2 separate regions of the Homo sapiens genome follow, and region 2 is linked to region 1. A link is a loop called in an ENCODE intact Hi-C map of the cell type or tissue named here. Cell type or tissue: OCI-LY7. All regions are shown on one strand. Each heading gives the region's core, and the rest is flanking DNA. Links, peaks and the distances in the headings are about the cores only. Region 1 has its middle 18 kb from the start of PSMC4. Region 2 has its middle 3.9 kb from the start of ZFP36.

Region 1 (4,384 bases), core at 271-4,270:
ATACAAAAATTAGCCGGGCATGGTGGCACACACCTGTAATCCCAGATACTTGAGTGGCTGAAGCAGGAGAATCGCTTGAACTTGGGAGGTGGAGGTTAGTGAGGTGAGATCGTGACACTGCGCTCCAGCCTGGGCGGCCGAGTGAGACTTGGTCTCATAAAAACAAAACAAAACAAAACAAAAAGAAGAAAACACAATGTGTATGATATGCTATAATATGCTACCTTTTGCAAAAGAAGGAAAGGGAAATGCACAGACACGCACACTTGTATATGTATGTCTTTCCCTATATTTTCAAAGAGAAATGATGGAAAGTTGAATGAAAATCCCATAAAAATGGTTACTCACAGGAGAAGGGAGGAAATGTGGAGAGGACAGGGATGGCAGCTAAAGCTCTGTGAAGATAACTTATTGTCAAGTTTTGGCTCTGGAACTGTGCAAATGTTTTACAAAATTAAAAATATTAAAGGCAGTTCCTCCCCTAGTGCTCAAATTATAGTGTCTAAATTCAATTTGGGGCCAGGCACGTGGCTCACACTTATAATCCCAGCACTTTGAGAGTCCAAGTCAGGAGGATCACTTGAATCCAGGAGTTTGAGAGCAGCCTGGGTAACATAGGGAGACCTTGTCTCTACAAACAATTTAAAAATTAGCTGGGTGTAGTGATGCACGTCTGTAGTCTCAGCTACTTGGGAGGCTGAGGCAGGAGGATCACTTGAGCCCAGGAGGTCAAGGCTGCAGTGAGCCATGATCATGCCACTGTACTCCAGCCTCAGCAACAGAGCAGGACTTTGTCTCAAAATAAATAAATAAATACAATTTGGTAATCATAGGAATTGTGGCTCTTTTAGAAATGGATGATTGTGGTTCTGGGTAGGAAATGTACCATAAACCAAGACAGCTCCCACTGGTCTAAGGTTTGACCACTTCAAATGTTAAAAATCCATGCATTCATAAGGATATTACATACACACACACACACACACACACACACACACACACGCACACACACGTTTTGGTTACCTTTAGAGAGAATGTACTAAAACTGAAAATTGAAGCATTTAAGTTGCTTTTTCTGTATTAACTACAATTTAGGGTAACCAGAGAATTAATGAGGGGATGCTTCTTTGTATAATAGCATTGTAGTTAATAAATGAAGAGAAAATAATACATTAAAAATCCCCATTTTGCAAAGCCCTGGTGAAATAATGGAACTAGACAGGTTTCCAGATTTAGCCAATAAATGGCATGGGACATATTTATACTAAAAATTAATTGTCACCTGAAATTCAAATTGAACTGGAGGTCTTGTATCTTAGTTAGCAACTCTACATCAAGGTAATGATCAACAATGGATATTAATATCATTGAGACAGATGCAGAAAAATCATTTGATAAAGTTAAACATCTATTTATGATTAAACAATTAAAAGTAGAAGGAAACTTCTTTAATACAATAATGTATACTTTCAAAAATGCTACGGTAAGCATCATACTTAATAGCAAAATATTGAAAACAGGCTGGGTGTAGTGGCTGATGCGTGTAATCCCAGCACTTTGGGAGGCTGAGGGAGGTGGATCACTGGAGCCCAGGAGTTCGAGACCAGCCTGAGCAAAAACCCCATCTTTACAGAAAAATACAAAAATCAGCTGGGCGTGGTGGCATGTGCCTGTAGTCCCTACTACTTGGGAGGCTAAGATGGAAGGATCGCTTGAGCCCAGGAGGCAAAGGTTGCAGTGAGCTTAGATTGTGCCGCTGAACTCCAGCCTGCGTGACAGAGCGAGACTCCCTCTCAAACAACAACAAAAACCAATGGAAAGTATTTTCTTTGTGATCAGAAGCAAGACTAGGATGCCCCCATCATATCTTTTATTCAATTATCTATTGGAAAGCCTAAAGAAAAGTTATAAAGATGAGAATGGAAGGAATTAAACTAATTCATAAGCAATATGATTGTATGTGTAGAGAACCCAAAAGAACCTACAAATACATTATTCAAATAATAAATCATTTTATTTATTGACTCCTGGTTTTGTGACAGGCAAGCTGGCTGACTTCCTGTTTTGATGTGGTCCAGAGAAAAAGAAGAAAAGCCCCTTACTCAAGATGTAGCTTACCTAATCTCCAGCCAATCAGCATCAAAGGCCCAAGAAGCTAGTAACCACAAGTTCCTGCTTTAGGGGCCTAGGGACTTCCCCAGGGACCTGCAAGTACAGCTAGGCTTGTTTCAACTTTTCCTTATTTTAATGCTAAAAATCATGCCCAGAGGTGATTTAAAATGCTAATGTTATATACAATGTATGAAAAAGCGTGTTGAACCACTGTGCAGGCACCAAAGAAATCCCTCCTAAACATTCAATGACAGGCACGTCACAGCAGCTAGGCCCCTATAAGACAGATCAACCTGCTCCCTTTGGGGTGCAGCCCACCCTTTTCCTTTTGCAGTGCTGACCTTTCTTGTGCACAAGCTAAAATAAACATTCTCTTTTTCTTTCTTTTTTTTTTTTTTTTTGAGATGGAGTCTTGTTTTGTCGCCCAGGCTGGAGTGCAATGGCACAATCTCAGCTCACTGCAACTTCTGCCTTCCAGGTTCAAGCAATTCTCCTGCCTCAGCCTCCCAAGTAGCTGGGATTACAGGTGTGCACCACCACACCCAGCTGTTTTTTTTCGTATTTTTAGTAGAAATGGGTTTTCACCATGTTGCCCAGGCTGGTCTTGAACTCCTGGGCTCAAGCAATCCACCTGCCTCAGCCTCCCAAAGTGCTGGGATTACAGGGGTGAGCCACCACACCCAGCAATCTCACTTGATTTCTATCCTGGAAGACTACAAGAACCAAGGATGATTGTAACATCTCCTGGTACCCCAGATGGGACCCTCATTTTAGGTCCCCACAGGAGTTAGCAAGACTTCCTGGAGGACAGAGGCAACTGACCAGGTGGTAACAAAGGTGGCCACTCTGGACCATTGCTTTGGTGTTGGTGCTTTGGAGAGTCAAGTCTGGACCCTAGGTGAGTCTGCTCTTCTTCTTCTCTCTCTCTCTCTCTCTCTCTCTCTCTCTCTCACCAGATGCCCAGTAAATGGCATGGCCAGGATTATATCTGGCCATCTCCTCTGCGTATTTCTTACCCTTTCCAAGATTTGAAACTTTCACCAGGAGTACAATGAGTGAGGACTACTAGAACATCTTGTCAAGTCAAAGGAAATGTTAGACTAAACTTAATACATTAATCACTAAACCTATCTGGATTGTTCAAGAACCGGCCAAACCAATCCTTGCCTTGACTTATGTCTGACATTGATAAGGGCCTCTTTCTTTCTTTTGTCTCTCCTTCTCTCCCTTATTTTTGGAAATTTGGGTGGGAAGTTGGGGTGATTCCAGTTAGCCCTTCTGGGAAACTTGCGTAGGCAGTTGGAGTGATTCTGGCTGGCCCTTCTGAGATTGGTCTAGGGAACTGCCCCAGACATGTGTGGGCTAGGTACCAGCCGGCAATCTGGAATTCTCTTTTGTTTCAAATACTGAAACCACTCAGTATTTTCCCTGACCGTATTCTTCTTTGTGGAGCCTGGACGTTTATAATCTGTTTTGTCAGTTGTCTGAATGGAAATGCGTTCTTGTTTCTGGTCCTTGTTGCATGGGTGAAGCCACCCTCCAGGATTCTTGGAAGGAAGCCTTACTCATTAGGCCAGATGAAATTTTTCCTCTGTCTAGTACATCATCTCGTTTCTTGTTAGAGTCCATGTAAATAAATGTGGGTGTAGAGTAAGTTCTACTTGGAGCTGATGTAAAATCTACTACTTGCTAGACTTTGTGGGTTGAAGCTGGCAAATCCAAGAGCTAAAGGCTCTCAAGCCCCCTCGTTCTGCTCTCCTCCCTCTGTCCTCTTTGGCTTGCTTAGTTCTTGCCAGGGATTTGAAGGTCTGGGATGAGTCAGACCAGGATGTGTGCTGCAATTGTGAAGACTGTCAGAGTCAGAGGCTGCATCCCTCACCAGACCTCTTGATTACAGGACACCAGCTCTACCATGGGAAACACTACAGACGTCCCAAAAGATTCCCCCCCTTGGATGCATCCTCTGTAATTGGGATCAGTTTAAATGAGATATTACAAAGAAAAAGAAGCTCGTGTTTCTCTGTGATGTTGCTTGGCCTCAGTATCCCCTGGGGTACCAAGAGAAATGACCTGAGAATGGGGTCCTTCAGTTACAACATCATTTTCCAATTGGATATATACTGTAAAAAATTCTAATAAATAGCTTGAGATTCCATACATGCAGGCCTTCAGGAAATTATATCTGGATCTCAAACTCTAGGACTCCTGCCAGGTTTATATGGTACCTCTCAAGCAACAGCTGAGAGATGAGCCAAGTCCTGTCTCAGATTTT
Region 2 (4,384 bases), core at 163-4,162, 550 kb after region 1:
TGTCGAGGTTTGCCCTCTGAGAAAACTCAAGATTGGCAAGGTGGAGGTCTTTCACTATAACTGATGGTTGCATTGATTGAAAAAAGCTTTCAAAAAAAAAAAAAAAGGTCATCCTCAGTTGATGGCTGGATGGGTCTCTTATAGTGGGGTGTGCCTTCAGACTACATTTTCCTTTTTTTTTTTTGAGACGGAGTCGCGCTCTTTCACCCAGGCTGGAGTGCAATGGCGCGATGTCGGCTCACTGCAAGCTCCACCTCCCGGGTTCACGCATTCTCCTGCCTCAGCCTCCCGAGCAGCTGGGACTACAGGCACCCACCACCACGCCTGGCTAATTTTTTGTATTTTTAGTAGAGACGGGGTTTCACCGTGTTAGCCAGGGTGGTCTCGATCTCCTGACCTCCGTGATCAACCCGCCTCGGCCTCCCAAAGTGGTGGGATTACAGGTGTGAGCCACCAAGCCGGCCGGGCCTCCTTTTTTTTTTCTTTTTTGAGATGGAGTTTCGTTTTTGTTGCCCAGGCTGGAGTGCAATGGCGCGGTCTCAGCTCACTGCAGCCTCTGCCTCCCGGGTTCACGTGATTCTCCTGCCTCAGCCTCCCGAGTAGCTGGGATTACAGGCGCCGGCCACCACGCCCAGCTAATTTTTGTATTTTTAGTAGAGACGGGGGTTTCACCATGTTAGTCAGGCTGGTCACGAACTCCTGACCTCAGGTGATCCACCTGCCTCGGCCTCTTAAAGTGCTGGGATTACAGGTGTGAGCCACCGCACCCCGCCCAGACTACATTTTCAAGGATCATTCCCCACACTGGCACATCTTTTGTTATCAAAGGGTCGCCCTAAGTGAAAACCCTCTTAAGATCTAGGAAGACTATTTTCTAAGGGGTGCTGGAGAGCTGGATGCCCTGAGTGAAAATGTGGGGGTAGAAATCATTGCCACAGTGCGCAGTTATAATGGTGGAAAGTTCATTCTTGCAGGCTGCGGGCTTGTATTAAGGTGGGGAGATTCTGCCAGGCTCCACGTCGACCTGCTTCGTCCGAGAGCGGCGGGGGGGAATCCCTGGTGCGGCGCTTGCTGAGGGGCCTTCCCGGGCCGGTCTCGTGAGCTGGGCGGGCCGCGGGCGGCTCTGGCACGGTTGTGGCCTCCTGCTCGCCCGTGACTCACTCGCAAGGGGCGGGGGAGTGGGGGCTTCCTGGAAGCCGTGACGAGGAGGTTCAGCCCGGACACTCGGGTTCCTCTCCTGTAACCAGGGCTCCCGTCTCCTGTAAACAGAGCCTTGAGGACAACGGGGAAAAAGGGGGGAGGAGGGGGACCTGGGACCCGCCTCTAGGCCGATCTCCAAATCCTTACGCAGCTTAAAGGATTGAGGCGGGGAAAGGGGGGTTGGGGGCATCCTTGGGTTCGCGGAGCCCGGCTCAGCTCGGGCTGCGATCAATCCTGGAGGAGGGATTCCAGTTTCTACTCCCTGGAGACCGGGAGCATTTCCCATCCCTGAGTCAGGCTGTCCCCCTCCTCTCTCCCATCTGCTGAGTCATCGGCCCCAAGAGTCAGGACTTTTGGGATAGGGCCACTCTCAAAGGAGGGGGATGCTTTGCTCGCAGAAGGACTGGTCCTCCACCTCCCCAAACCCACAGACCTGGGGGACCCAGGAGCCAAGGCCTCAGTCCCTCCTCCCTCGCAGTAACCCAGGGCCCTGGGTCCCCAGCCCCTCCTCCCTCAGACCCAGGACTCCAGGCCCCCAGCACCCCCCTCCCTCGGATCCAGGGGTCCAGGCCCCCAGCCCCTCCTCCCTCGGAACCAGGGGTCCAGGCCCCCAGCTCCTCCTCCCTCAGATCCAGGGGTCCAGGCCCCTAACTCCTCCTCCTTCAGACCCGGGAGACTCCCAACCCCCCCTCCCTCAGACCCAGGGGTCCAGGCCTCCAGCCCCTCCTCCCTCAGATCCTCAGGTCCCCCGAGACCCCAGCCCCTCCTCCCTCAGACCCAGGGGTCCAGGCCCCCATCTCCTCCTCCCTCAGATCCAGCGGTTCAGGCCCCTAACTCCTCCTCCCTCAGACCCGGGAGACCCCCAGCCTGTCCTCGATCAGATCCAGGAGACCAGGCCCTCAGCCCTCCCCTCAGATCTCGGGCGTCCCAGGCCAGAAGGAAGTTCATGGCAGGACTCCTCCCTGCTCCCTACGTAGCCAGCGGGAAAATCCGCGGCCCCAGCGGCGGCCGGGAATCCCCTCTGGAATGACGGTGGGGAAGGGGATGGCCGGGGTCCCCCCGCGGGGCGCTGGGGCCAGTCCTGGGCGGGCGGGGAAAGAAGGAAAGGGGCGGAAACCAGAGAGGCTAAAAATACAGCCAACACTTCCGGCCTAGGGGGAGGGGAGGGGAGAGCAGAGTTTCCAGAAAAACAAGCGGGGACGGGAAACGCGGGGGTGTGAGAGCTGGCCGAGTGCGCGGGCGAGCTGGGGATCGTGTACCCGCGGCACGTGTGCTCGCGCCGTGTGTGCGCCTGGCGCGATTGCCTGGGCCTGAGCGGGCGTGGCCAAGGGCGGCGCTGGCCGTGTGTACCCTGGCCTGCGACTGCGTGGGCGGCGGGCCTGGGCTAGCCGTCATGTGTACCCGGTTGTGTGAACAGTATGTGTGCTTGCGGGTGCAAAGGTGTGCGCCTTGGCATCTGGGGCTGCGAGAGCCTGTGTGCCTGGGTATGCAGTGGGGGAACGTGAGGGACACGAGTGTGCCCAGTTTCCTGTGAGAAGGCTGTGTGCATACAATCCCGCATGACTTGGCTGTGTGAATCAATGTGTGAAACCGCCTGTGTGATCGACTGTACCGTGTGTACTTTGGCCATCTCTGGGTGTGGGGTGGATGCTCTGTTGTAACTGTACTGCAATTTGTCTCTGAGGCGGCATTCTTAAGAACATGAGATTTTCATCCCCACCTGCATATCTGTGCGTAGCTCTGAGCCACTGTGGGATCTGCAGTGACTAAGTGTGTGTAACTCCGCGCAGGTGCCTGGGTGAGGGAATGACTGCCCTCCCCTGTGACTGAGGCTGTGTGCACACACAACTTTGTGTGTGTGTGTTGCTTTGAGACAGGGTCTCGCTCTGTTGCCCAGGCTGGAGTGCAGCCTCGACCTCCCAGGCTGAATCGATCCTTCCACTTCAGCCTCCCAGGTAGTTGGGACTAAAGGCACGTGCCACCACACCCGGCACACACATTTGAAGCTGTGTCAGCATCTGTGACTCTGCAGCTGTGGCCGTGTGCAAGGCCTTTGTGGCTCAGTGTGTGTAGTCCCTGGGTGTGTGAAGTGTTCACATATGTCCACGTCCTTTGTCGTGGGTGTCTGAGACTGCATGTGCAGACCACAGCAGGCCGGCGTCTGAATGCAGTTCCTGTGGCCCGAGTCACAAGGCAGAGAAACCGATGAACTTTGGTTTCTGACGTCTACAGCCTGCGTGATGGGGAGAGTAGCTGGCGAGCTCCCCCCTCCATGTCACTGTTCTTGTGTCGGCCTCTGTGGGCAGAGCAGACGTGCAGACATGAGTACCTGAGAAGCTGGGGCAGCGCCGATGAGGCTGCTTCTGATAGTGCTGGGCTAAGGACAGGGCTGAGTCAGCCTGTGATGGGCAAAGTCTGCGATGGGGTGAGAGATAGCTTATCTGGTAAAGTGGTGGTTAGAGGGTTGTTTGTGTATTCATGTGGCTGGGTTGCTCCCTGAAAGTATGTTTGTGGGACTGTCAATGGGATGGGGTCCCTGGGGGCACCATGATTGTAGGATGGTGGGTTAGCTCTGCAGTGGGGCAGACATGCTGTGTGCTGGAGTCCCCACGGTCTGTTTTGTGGTGGCTGTGCACCTCACGTACACCCCGTCCCTGGAGCATGCAGTGTGCACCAGACTGTGTAGTCTCCCTCTGGGTTTAGTTACCTAGCAAACCCAAGTCCTCACCAAGGCCCTCTGTGACCTGTCTGGATTTCCTCTCCTATCCCTGCTCCCTCATTGTGCCCAAGCCTCCTTTTTATGTGTTCCATAAATCCCAGCACATTCCTGTCCCAGGTCCCTGGCACTTGCAGTTCCCTCTGTCTGGAGCACTCTTGCCTGGATGTGTGGATGTCCCCAAGCTCATTCCCTCTCCTTCGGGGCTGCTCTAATATCGCCTTCTCAGTGAGGCCTTCCTTGACCTCTGTCAAGGATTAAAACAAAAATTAAAAGGCCCACTGCAGTGGCTCGTGCCTGTGCCTGTAATCCCAGCACTTTGGGAGACCGAGGCGGGCAGATCACTTGAGGTCAGAAGCTCAAGACCAGCCTGGCCAACATGGTGAAACCCCGTCTCTACTAAAAATACAAAAATTAGCCAGGTGTGGTGATGCACGCCTGTAATCCCAGCTAGTTGGGAGGCTGAGG

The links. A loop is a pair of places that touch in the nucleus more often than their neighbours do. Peaks named below come from ENCODE experiments on the same cell type or tissue, not always from the same donor. Only the 100,000 strongest peaks of a DNase experiment are listed, where the experiment ranks them.
Region 2: a loop joins it to region 1, with 5 times the contacts of the local background. A loop is called at or near these places in 1 of 110 quality-filtered maps.

The regions. Positions count from the first base shown.
Region 1 is chr19:39,951,414-39,955,797 of GRCh38, reverse strand. No RefSeq gene overlaps it. Among named protein-coding and RNA genes, the nearest start is that of PSMC4, 18 kb to the left of the region's middle. In OCI-LY7, for the core only: no CTCF peak of the experiment used is centred there; DNase peaks (open chromatin) are centred at 1,757 and 2,167; H3K4me3 peaks cover 2,122 bases; H3K27ac peaks cover 3,915 bases.
Region 2 is chr19:39,400,762-39,405,145 of GRCh38, reverse strand. No RefSeq gene overlaps it. Among named protein-coding and RNA genes, the nearest start is that of ZFP36, 3.9 kb to the left of the region's middle. RefSeq lists enhancers at 1,336-1,843, 3,104-3,323. In OCI-LY7, for the core only: no CTCF peak of the experiment used is centred there; DNase peaks (open chromatin) are centred at 1,165, 2,395, 2,905, 3,425 and 2 weaker places; H3K4me3 peaks cover 3,404 bases; H3K27ac peaks cover 4,000 bases.